Regions from separate parts of the Mus musculus genome. Here region 1 is linked to region 2. A link is a loop called in an ENCODE intact Hi-C map of the cell type or tissue named here. Cell type or tissue: gastrocnemius. All regions are shown on one strand. Links, peaks and the distances in the headings refer to the core of each region. The heading gives the core; the rest is flanking DNA.

Region 1 (7,866 bases), core at 1,802-5,801, 230 kb before region 2:
CTCTCTTCTCTTGCTGAAGCAACATAAGCCGGCAATAAGAATCTGTTCAGCACAAGAACAACTTCATATATTTCCAATTCCTCACCATCACCTATGAGAGAACGGCAGGGCACATTTCCAACTTCTCATGTCTATAGCCCCCTCTTTTGCACACTCCATGCCCTCTTTTTAGTGCTGGTATTCTTCTGGGTCCACGAACTGCACAGCCATCTGCTCACTGACCGATTAAACACCCATCCACTTGCCTCTCCTTCAGATTCTCTTCTTTGGCGGCACTACCCACTCCTCCATCATCCCCCTCAGCTGAGACCTCACCTGGCCTTCCTTAGACAGTTGTGACAGCTTTTTGCCTCTCTGCCTCCAGCCTCAGCAATTCCATTTCCTACAGAGCTTCCAAATGTGATGTTAAATGCAAATAGCATGCTGTCTTTAAAACTCTACACTTTAGAATACAATCTTCAACTCTTTAGGCAGAGGATGGTATGACATACAACCTTTTTCTGGGGGGTGGGGAGTAAGGGGGTTGGTTTTTTGAGACAGGGTTTCTCTGAATAGCCTTGGCATTCCTGAAACTTGCTCTGTAGACTAGGCTGGCATCAAACTCAGAGATCTGCCTCCTAAGTGCTGGGATTAAAGGTGTGCACCACTGTGTCATGCAATTTTTTTCCCCCTCATTCTTTTGCAATCCTGGTCATGGTAAAGCAACTACTAACATTCCTTGCAGGTGACGTTCTCCTGTGACCTCTCACTCTCTCCATATTAACCTCTGTCTATAGAGTAACACCTGGATAGATCGTCTTCTCCACAAAACCTTCTGTGACCCTATCAAGGGCAGCAGACACTCCTGGATGTGTGTTTGTCAGATTACAGGCATGGTTGCTGGTTTGAATGCCTGTTTTCCCAAATCTTTGGGGCAAAGACCATGGTCCTGTTCATCTTCAGGAACTGTCTGGTGACCAGCACAAAAGGACATTCAATAAGCATGGGAAATGAAAAACTTATCATTGTTCAAGATGCTATACTATACCAGCCCTTTCCTTTGTCTGGGTTAGCTGTTTCAGCTTGATAGAACCACGGATGGAAACAGTGTATCAGCCTGCACTGAGGGCCTAGGAGGGGCTCCTCAGCACTCAGCTGAGAGCCGGCCTCATGCTGAGCTTCAAGAGCCTCCCGCCTTTGTTCATTCACTGGGTCCTTGTCAGAGTTGAGGCCCACATATACCCCAAGCTTGGGACTCCACACTGGGGTATCAGCTGTTTTCCACCATTAACTACCTCTTCCAATCCAGCAACAGACCCAAACCACAGCCTCACAACAAGCGCGAGAGACAAGTGAAGACCTATGAGCACTTTTTAACTCCCAAGTCCCCCTGATGACATTTCCTGACCCTGGCCTCCACTCACACCTCCCCAGCCCTCCTCCTGAATCCTCCTTAGAGAAGTTCAAGGAGTGCCCCAGGGCTGCCACACCCAATCTCCAAGGCCTGGGAAAAGACACTTACACAGACCCATGGGTGCTTGAGAGCCTGGTCGGCCGTGATGCGCTTTGCAGGGTTTATGGTCAGCATCTGGTTGATCAAGTTCTTAGCTTCAGGAGTGACTGTGTCCCATTCTGGTGATGGGAACTGAGGAGCGGGAACAGGGAAAAGGGAGACAGGAAATTTGTGAGCCTTCTACCCTGAAATGTAACCCGACTTCATTCCAGCTCTTACAACTGAGATACTTTGTGGTACCCAAGAGTGGGTATGCTGTGCCAACTCAAAGAAGACAGAATGATAAGTGTAAGGGTGTCCATGTATCATGTCGGTGAAGGAAGGGAACTGACATTTTCTGCTTCACCTTTCTCTTTTTACTAAGGAGAAAACAGGTTTTGCAATGTGCCCAAGGTTCCAAAACAGTGGAGAAGCCTCTAAAATTCTCCCTCTGTAATATAACATGCCACGTAGTTTCCCCATTCTTTGTGGAAACAGACCAAAGAGCTTCATTGAGTTCCTTAATTTTATAGCTAACAGGAGCATTTAAAAAAAAAAAACAAAACCTGTTCCCTGTATATAAGGTGGCAAGAATTGAGTCCTGTATGCCCATCCTTGGGTCCTCAAAGTCCCCTGATGCCCTGTTATCAAGTGACAATATCACTACTCCCTTGGACAGACCCTTAGGGGCAGGGACTCTGTCCTTCCAGGAGTGACTGCTCAGCTCTCAGAACCCCATCCTTACATCGTAGGCTCCAGCTTTGATCTGCTGATACAGCTTGTGCTGATCCTCATCCCAGAAGGGAGGGTAGCCCACCAGGAGGATATACAGGATGACCCCTGCGAGACAGAACACACAGGTCACTGGGGTCACTCACCTACCCCTGAGGAACCAAGAAAGGCCATGCAGGGCTCAGAACCACCCAGAAGGGCAAGGCTGGGCCAGAGTTAAAGGTGGACGCCAGTAGATAATGCCATCCCTCCTGTTGTGCCTCACTCCTTACGGCACCAAGCCATGTCAGAGACTTCTTTAGTCTATCCTCTAAGGTGTGGACGAGCCCTTCTCCAAGAAGGATACAATATAATACAGGAAGTCACTTGGGAAGTAAGCATGACAGGAACAGCTCTCCCAAGGGAAGGAGAACAAACAACACCATGATTTCACATACAGCAGGCACCGTGGAACCCAGAAGGGATGGGTGTAATGCCTCTTTTTCTTGTCATCACAGGAAGCCAAGGGCCCAGAACACCAAAGAGCCGAGGGTATGGAATGGGCTTACCGCAGGCCCAGATGTCCACAGGTTTTCCATAGGGATCTTTCCTCAAGACCTCAGGGGACAAGTAACCTGGGGTGCCGGCAAAACCTGTAGCAGAAGAGAGGGCAGAGCCAAACTGAACCCGCTTTCTCTCCCAGTAAGGCCACATCTGTAATTCCCTCCAAAGCCCTCCTAATGCTGGTTGCTTTTACTATATAAGCTTTGACTCAGTACCGAGGCCGCAAAAGATGACAGGCTGGGCTACGTGCAGTGCCTGGAATCTAAATCAGAGGGCAAGTACTTGTGCCTACCAGGAACTCAAACACCTCCCCAGAGGCAATAAGAATGCAGTGCTGACAGCAGCCAGACCCACTGTAATGAGTCATGAGGGCGAGGAGGGACCTGGGGGGGCACCCTCCTCCACTTTCTGAAAAGGCCAGGACCATTAAAGGCCTGACTTCTAGTTCTGAAAGAGGAAGGCAGACCAGGAAAAGGAGGAAGGGTGGAGGCTGCATTCTCGGAAGACAGGGTCACCCTTACCAAACCAAGCCTGCTGCTCTCCCTGTACTTCGATGGCCAGGCCAAAATCAGCTAGCTTGACCGCAGCACCCTTGCATTTACTCGCCAGCAGCAAGTTCTCAGGCTGCAGAAGGAACAAAGAGAACCTTATGAGGGAGGCATCCACCCTGGAGCCCAAAGGGAGCCTACTTTGGGCTCACAGCGCCACTATCTAGCACCAGGGGGCGCCAACGAGTCACAAGTAGTCAGCCCGGTTGAGTACCTTCAGATCCCGGTGGACGATGTCATGCTGGTGGATGTGGTTAACACTCTCCAGGATCTGATGTATACAGTGGCTGAAAGGACAGCACAAGCGATGTCAGTGCAGGGCTAAACCACCTCACCGACGACTGCCTGTGCGGACTACACTCACCGAAATACAAGCTAGAACCCTGGGCTTTAAATGTTATCTAGCTCAACCTATTTTGCTTTTATTTTTTAATTGAAAAATAACTACTGACTTCTGAGGGACAATGGGAGATTCTGCTACAAGCACATCACCATATACCTCACCTCAAATGCTTATTCTTTCTAGTGAGAACATTAAAAATCCTTTTTTTTTTTTGTACGTTTTAAAACCTTGCCAGGTGTAGGTGGCGCACACCTTTAATCCCAGCACTCAGGAGACAAAGGCAGGCGGATTTCTGAGTTCGAGGCCAGCCTGGTTTACAGAGTGAGTTCCAGAACAGCCAGGGCTACATAAAGAAACCTGGTCTTGAAAAAGCTAAACCAAACCAAACCAAACCAAACCAAACCAAACCAAACCACCAACATTACTAACTCGAATCACCTGCTGTGCTTAACTACAATGCAGGAATCCATCCCCCTATCTGACCACCACCTCTCTTTCCTCACCTACACCCACCTACTCTGGCTTCTGCTAACCACTATTCCTCTTTCCCTCACGAGGGCATCCTTTTTAGATTCCACATGTAAGTAAGATCATGTGGTATTTGTCTTCCTGTGCCTGGCTTGTCTCACTGAACATAACGTCATCCAGGCTCACCTATCCTGTCATAAGTGATAGAATTTCCCGGCCTTTTTAAGGCTCAGTAGTATACACTACTCTTTTTTTAATCCATTCATCTGCTAATGGACATTCAGGTTGTTTCCATATCTTGGTTATTGTGAATAATGCTGCAATGAACGTGGGTGTACAGACATTTAACATCCTGATTTTAATTTCATTGGGTATTTACCCAGTAGTGGGATTGCTGGATCATATGGTACTTCTATTTTTAGTTTTTCTGAGAAACATCCATACTGTTTTCCAAAAATGGCTATACTAATTACAATACCAACAGTATATAAAGGTTCCTTTTTCTTCCTTCCTTCCTCCCTTCCTTCCTTTCCTTTTCCTGTTTTGAAGTCTTCCTGCTATGTAGCATAAGCTGGCCTGTAACCTTTTGTGACCCAGGCTGGCCTTGAATTCATGATCCTCCTGCCTCAGCTTCAGGACCACTGGGATTATAGATGTGTGACACTCAGCTAAGAGCTCTCTTCCCTCCTCATCAAGACTCTCCACAGGGATGGAAAATGAGGTAAAGTTATGTGGGCTTTCTAGGGTGACAAAGCCTTAAGGCAAGGACTGGAATTTGTTTTCTAGGAATGGAAAGATGCTGAATATTCCTAAGGAAGGCGAGAACCTCTAACCCTTTCCTCCTCTTTCCTCAGAAGCAGACATTTTTTGTTTTGTTTTGTTTTTTGGTTTTTTTTTTCGAGACAGGGTTTCTCTGTGTAGGCCTGGCTGTCTTGGAACTCACTCTGTAGACCAGGCTGGCCTCGAACGCAGAAATCCACCTGCCTCTGCCTCCCGAGTGCTGAGATTAAAGGTGTGCACCACCACCGCCCAGCGCACTTTTTCATAGAGGAGGGGCTTATGCCGTATCTTGGGAAGACAGCTGGTGGGCACAGCCTTCACTTGTTCAAACATTTACTGTGTGACTCTTAACAGTGTTTTCTTTCTTGTACTACCTAAGATATTAACTGCTCTAAAGTTTCTCAACTAGTAGGGAGGTAAGAGAAGCCCATAGATTCCTTCCAGAAAGATTATGTTTAAGAGGGCCCTTAAATAGGATGTCTACATAGCGTTTCTGATGCTTTTGTACAGAAAAAAGCCAACCTAGCTCAGAACCACATGTTGGTCCTGTTTATGAAAGCAGACTGTTCACCTTGCAAACGCTCCTGCTAGTCCTATAGGTAGACTCCTGGTGGCAGGTGTGAGTACTCCAGAGCAGTTTCCACTCACTCGGAGGGTGAGTGTGCCCTTCACGAGACATCTGGCAATGTCTGGAAATAACTGTGGTTGGCACAACTTGGAACGGGGGGACTCTGCTGACTGATATGCGTCTAAGTTCTCTTCGTACATAGGAGAGACCTTTGTAACAAAAAAATTATCTGTGCCAACTGAGGCTGAAGAACACTGGTACGTGGGTACGTGCCCAGTCAGCAGCCTCCACCAGGTGTGCAGGGCAGACCTGCAGAAGATCCAGGTGTGCCAGCCTACGGAGCCTGCACTTACAGTTTGTTTCTCTGAAATCTGGTACTGGGGGTCCTATGAGAGTCAAAGGGTCAATGGATGTCATCAGACTTGGACACTGAGGCTCAGGGCCTCCTACAGCAGAGAACCCAATAGTTTGCCAAAGGAACTTTAAGACTGAGCTTCAGAGGCGAGTCTCCACAGAAATGTATAATTAGAACAGAGCCCGGCTAGCAGGGAGAGCCTTCTGGCCAAAAATGGCAAAAGTGTGAAGTGTCCCAGCAGAGCCAGGCCAAGCCCACTGGTACAGTCCTCCCACCCCCAAGCTCCCTGGGCTATCGCTGCCTCCTCCCACCCACAGCCTGGTCCTCCCCTGCTGGCACTGGAATTCATCTCTCCACTTGAGAATTTTTTTCCCAGGCTGAGGCATCTGAAGTTGATCAGCAAACATCGGCTGTTCAGGGTTGAGAAATTCATGAGGAAGCGGCACTCCCCTCCTCTCTAGAGGCAGCCTGAGCCAGAGAAGCTGTAGGCAGGATAACAACAATCAGGCTATGATGGGGAAGGGAGAAGGTGGGCAAAGCAGGCCTAATGGCACTTGAGCACCTCGATGCAGGTAGACTGTGCTGTCACACAAGAGCCACTGGCTTAGGTGGAAAACACTCCCTTACGCTGATGGTCATGATGGTAAGGTGACAAAGTGACAAAGGCTGAAGGATCCCAAGGAAGCTCTCCAGTTTTATACCCTTCAGGAAAAAAAATGATGCTTCCCCTATCTCTGATCCCCAGGCACCTGTGTAAGGAACCTGTACACACTAGAATTTGTTGAAAAGGAAAAGGTACAGAGAGGGCTATTGGGCATGCTTGTGAGTATATAGTAGTGGGAGAAAGGTATTTTGGGGGTAATAGGATAAAGGCAACCTAGAAGAGGCTTTGAAAGAAATTAATCTAGGTACGTTGAATATTTAACTTCTGAGAATGCAGCTCTACCACATCTTACAGGCCTTTGTTCAGACAAGAGTTCAAAGACTACTAAAATAACATACACACATACACATACAAACACACACATACATACACACACACACAAACACACACACACAAACACACACATACATACACACACACACACAAACACACACATACATACACTCACACATACACACACACACAAACACACACATATATATACACACACACACAAACACACACATACATACACTCACACATACACACACACACAAACACACACATACATATACACACACACAAACACACACATACATACACTCACACACACACACATACATATACACACACACACACAAACACACACATACATACACTCACACATACACACACACATACATACACTCACACACATACACACATACAAACATACACACACAAACACACACATACAAACACACACATACATACACTCACACATACACACACAAACACACACATACATACACACACACACACACACACACACACACACACATACACACACAAACATACACACACACACACACACACACACACACACACACACACACAACCACACACACACACACACACACACAACTAGCCAGGACTTATTTCAATTTAAACTCGAAGGGCTTCACTCAAACAACCAAGATTCCTCTTACCTGGCATCAGCTTCACTGTAGTACTCTCTGGCCACAATGTCTTCAAACAACTCCCCTCCGGTAACACTGTAACCAACAGAAGAAACAGTCAGAGGAGGTGAGGTCCACTGGCCAAAGCCAGCATCCATCAGGTAACTTAAGTCACACAGTAAAACAGCTTTTAGAGCCACCCCAACTCCTCATGTACTTTGGGAGCCCAGAACATGTCCATCCTTCAATGGCACAGGGCTTCTCCTTGGGTTAACATGGGCTGGTCCCTCCTTCCTGACAGCTCTGGTTCCATAACCTAACAGAATCACTAACACTCAGAGAGTGATGAAGACATAGGGATCCATGAAAATATTCTTACTACAAAAGTCAGAACTTTTCCTAAGACCATTATGGACATTATCAATGGCAGTGCAAAGGCAGACCTACTGCTAGAGTTGAGGAATAATGAGACCACAG
Region 2 (4,000 bases), core at 1-4,000:
GGTGAATGCACGTGTCTGCTGGTCTGATGATCTAAGTTTGATCCCTGGAACTCACATTGTCACAGAGCATTGACTCCAGTAAACTGTCCTTTGACCTTCACAGGTGTGCTGTGATACATTGTCACCCACTCACATACACAAATATAATATAGAAGAATATAACAGCAGCAGCAGCAGCAACAACAACAACAAAAACCAACCTAGAAACTAACAACAACAACAACAACAACAACAACAACAACAAAACCAACCTTGAAACTAACTGCAATTCCCAGGTTTAAAAATGCAGCTTCAGGACTGGAGTGGCTCAGTGGGTCAGAACATTGTCTACTCTTTCTGAAGACCCCTGTTCAGTTCCTAGCACCCACGTGGCAGTTCAGCACCGCCTGTAACTCCAGTGCCAGGGGATCTGATGCCCTCTTCTGGCCTCCATAAGCACCAGACATGCACACAGTGCACAAACATACGTGCAAGGAAAACATCCAAATAACATTTAAAAAAATTGCAGCTTCATTTCATATTTGCCCTTGGTTCAGAGTTGGGGAAACAAGCATCTGCTAATTTTAATTTCCTGGTGTTGTCAGAGCTGCTCAGAAGAAAATTACCCTCTTCCTGAGAATCACAGTTTCTCTTCATGGTGAAGGGGCTGTTGAGTTTACTAGAGAAAAAAGAAATGATTTTTGAGGATGCTGATTAGCGCAAAGCTTGTTTTTGCATTGTGTTTCAAACCGTTTTGGGACACGTTGGAGAATCAAAGCAGCCATTTCTGCTAGCGCAGATTGTAAGTCTGAGCTCTGGAGCTTCTCTTCTGAGAAGCATTAGGCGGAACCCATACTGACGAGGTGAAGATGTGCTGACTGGTGCCGAAAGTTTGTGCCATATTTGCCAACTTTCTTTGGAAGAAAAGAAAAAGAAATTGAGTTTCATGTGATATAAAATAAGAGGTTGGATTCAGCAAGCTTAAGGTCAGATGGTCCCAAGTCGTTGTTTCTTAAGTTGTAAGATAAAGTTACATTGCACCTTGAGATTCACTGAAGTAACTGAAGGGAAACTGGCTAAGATAGCATCTACCCTGTAGGAAACTGGACTGAAGTTACCTTCCTAACTAGTAGCCATTACTGCTAGATTAGTGCTAAAATCTGTCTGACTTTCTGAAAATATGTTCTATTCTTTGGAATTTAGATTTTGAAATGTAGGTGTCTATTAGTTTTCTCACCAAAATTAAAAGTATCACAGAGGTGTTTATTAACAGAATTTTAAATTTTACATTGACACAATTTCTTTTTTCCAAGGTAGGCACATATTTTTTCAAGAAAAAGCTTATGTTATTATAAACAAATATATATGTAGGCAAATTGTAAAATCTTATAAGTTATGGTAGGTAAATACTGAAAGCTATCCAGTTTTTTGAGGTTAGGAGTTACCTGAGAGTCTATCCATTTAGGCCTTTCTCATTTGAAATTCAGCTCTGGGAGCAAATCTTGTTGTATAAATTATTGTACAACAAAGCAACAAAGTAGAAGAAAGAAACAGATTTAAGCAATATTATTAAGTGTACTTATGAGTGGACTTTGGACTAGATTTTCCTGATGTTGCCTAACATTGGTAGCTGTCATAATTCATGTAACTTAGTAACTTTTCACCCTACCCTACCACCCAGCGGGAGTGCACTTTTTTTGTTGCTGTGGCTGAGAATAAAGTTAGGATGAGAGCACACTCTCTATCTTTTTAGATGAAAGAAAAGGGGGGTCCTAAAGCAGCGTCCATCATTTGAGTAGACATTTCAGAAGCATCAGGGTTCAGCTGCTGCTGAGTTTTCAGCCTGTTCTTTTTGTGTTATAGTGATGACTCTGACTTGGAAGTAGGGATGTGCTCAGTGCCCCCTTGTGGAAGCTTGATGGTACAACCCTGGTAGGACTGGAAATAAGAAAGTTTAGGAATAAGGGCATGCGAAGAATTTTAGAAGTTAACATTATGCTTTGATGGATTGACTCTCTGGGAGTCAGTTCTCTAGTGCAAAAAAAGGAGACAGAATGTTTTTTAAGATGTTAAGTAGAGATGGCCAGACTAGGGCCAGATGTAGCACATACCTTTAATCCTAGAAGTTGAGGCAGAAGCAGATCACTGGAAAGCCAGCCTGGTCTGTGTGATGAGTTCCAGGGAACTAGGGCTACACAGTTATACCCTTGGAGGTGGGAGAATGGGGGCAGAGGTGTAGAGACAGAGACAGAGACAGAGAGAGAGACAGAGAGAGAGAGAGAGAGAGAGAGAGAGAGAGAGAGAGAGAGAAGAGGAGGGGAGGAGAGGGGAGGGGAGGGGAGAAGAAGAAGGAGGAGGAGGAAGAGGAGGAGGAAGAAGAGAAAGAGGAAGAGAGGGAGAGAGAGACTGTATAATCTCCCAGTTCTAAAGATTGGCACATGGATATTTGTTTCACTGTTATTTTTTATGTATTATAAATTAAGCTGGGAGTCATGGCACATACCTTTTTTAATCAGACAATTTTATGTTAACAGACCAGCCTGGTTGACATAGCAAATTTTGTCTAGCCAGAGCTACATAAAGAGACCCTGTCTCAAAAAAATTTTTTTTTCTCTTATTTGGTTGTTTTCTAGTGACATCCTAGCAGATTCTGTGTTAGTTTTATGCTTATCATCCTGAGTCCTGGTTATAAGCAATACATTGAGATCCATTTGTTAGGGTGGGGGGGGGGAAATCTAAGGACGAGGAGTGAAGAACAGCAGGGAAGGCCAGCAGTGCGCTTCCTTCTTGTAAAACTTTTTGTGGTTTATTTTGAGAACTAAAACAAAATGGTTACATTAATACTATTTATTTTTTCCAATGAGTAACTCTTTAAGTTTTTTGATTTATTTAATATAGTGAAATACCATCTGGTGTTTGTGCGTGTGCATTTTAAAATAAGAGATAAAAGGACTGTGCTTTGTGGCACCACATACTAATAAGGCTTGCCTAGAGCAGGGAGGGCTCTGGCAAGGCTTCCACTTGATGTTGAGGCTCCACAAGTTTCCTACCGGATGGCGACCATTAGGAAAGCTGATAATGAAGTATGAGCAGCAGGGCTCCTTCCTGCTGGAGACATTAGGCATTTTTTTGGCTTGAGCAGTTTTTTAAGCTTTTTGCAATTTTAGCATTGAAGACACCAGGAGGCAGAATAGAATTAACTGAAGATTTGCATGCAAGATGTTGCATTTTGACAGACACAAGACTTGTGGTGTGGTGAGATTATTTAAGGCTGTTGTAGGACTACCTGAGCTGTTGTGTGTTAGTGCTGTAACTACTGCTCTGTAAAAATTAAGAGACCATGTTACAAAACACACAAGAACTGTGGCATTTCTCTTCCAAAGGACACTGAAGCCATGAAGAGAGCGCTGGCGTCCATAGACTCCAAATTGAACCAGGCCAAAGGTTGGCTCCGTGACCCCAATGCCTCCCCAGGTAACTCTGCAGTAAAAAACTCTGTTTTCTGAACAATAAACAGTTAAAATCAAATCAAATGAAGGAATGGGAGGAATCCTTCCATAATCTCACCATCCTGAGGTAACTGTGGCATCCTGCCATAGTTCTGAGAAATTGAAACATCCCTGGCCTTAAAGGATGAAGGCATAAAATCTCTCATTTCTCACCATGAATAAATAAACCAAGTTAAGCCGGTGTCTTTGAAAAGTTACTGCTTCGCCCATCCCCTGAAGCAGAAAGGTTATTATTTTGAATAAACACCCTTTTTTGCTAGTTCTGTTTGGAAGCTGGTGCCATTTATGTCAGCAAAGTACTTAGTTAAGTAGATTGTACAGTGATCTTAATGTAAGATATATAAAAGTTGAATATATAAAGATAAGACCCAACAAGGCTTTTGGCTTTTCTAATTTAATATTTATTCCACTTCAGATTGTTTGAGCAAATGTGAAAAGCCTAATGGAAGTTGGAGGTCCTAAGTCCTGTTGAATTATGAGACTACTTTTCATCAGCCACATACTTATGGCCA

Evidence for each region. A loop is a pair of places that touch in the nucleus more often than their neighbours do. Peaks named below come from ENCODE experiments on the same cell type or tissue, not always from the same donor. Only the 100,000 strongest peaks of a DNase experiment are listed, where the experiment ranks them.
Region 1: it touches region 2 in a loop (2.3-fold over the local background); 3 of 42 quality-filtered maps call a loop at or near these places.

What each region holds. Positions count from the first base shown.
Region 1 is chr14:20,762,645-20,770,510 of GRCm38, forward strand. Camk2g (calcium/calmodulin-dependent protein kinase II gamma) reads right to left here. Exons shown (of 21, transcript NM_001360186.1): 5 at 7,420-7,485; 6 at 3,509-3,581; 7 at 3,268-3,370; 8 at 2,752-2,835; 9 at 2,217-2,311; 10 at 1,502-1,624. Among named protein-coding and RNA genes, the nearest start is that of Camk2g, 28 kb to the right of the region's middle. In gastrocnemius, for the core only: no CTCF peak of the experiment used is centred there; a DNase peak (open chromatin) is centred at 3,472; H3K4me3 peaks cover 1,003 bases; H3K27ac peaks cover 4,000 bases.
Region 2 is chr14:20,991,650-20,995,649 of GRCm38, forward strand. It overlaps Vcl (vinculin), which reads left to right. Exons shown (of 21, transcript NM_009502.5): 7 at 3,363-3,453. Among named protein-coding and RNA genes, the nearest start is that of Ap3m1, 59 kb to the right of the region's middle. In gastrocnemius, for the core only: a CTCF peak has its summit at 1,893 (motif pointing left); a DNase peak (open chromatin) is centred at 1,876.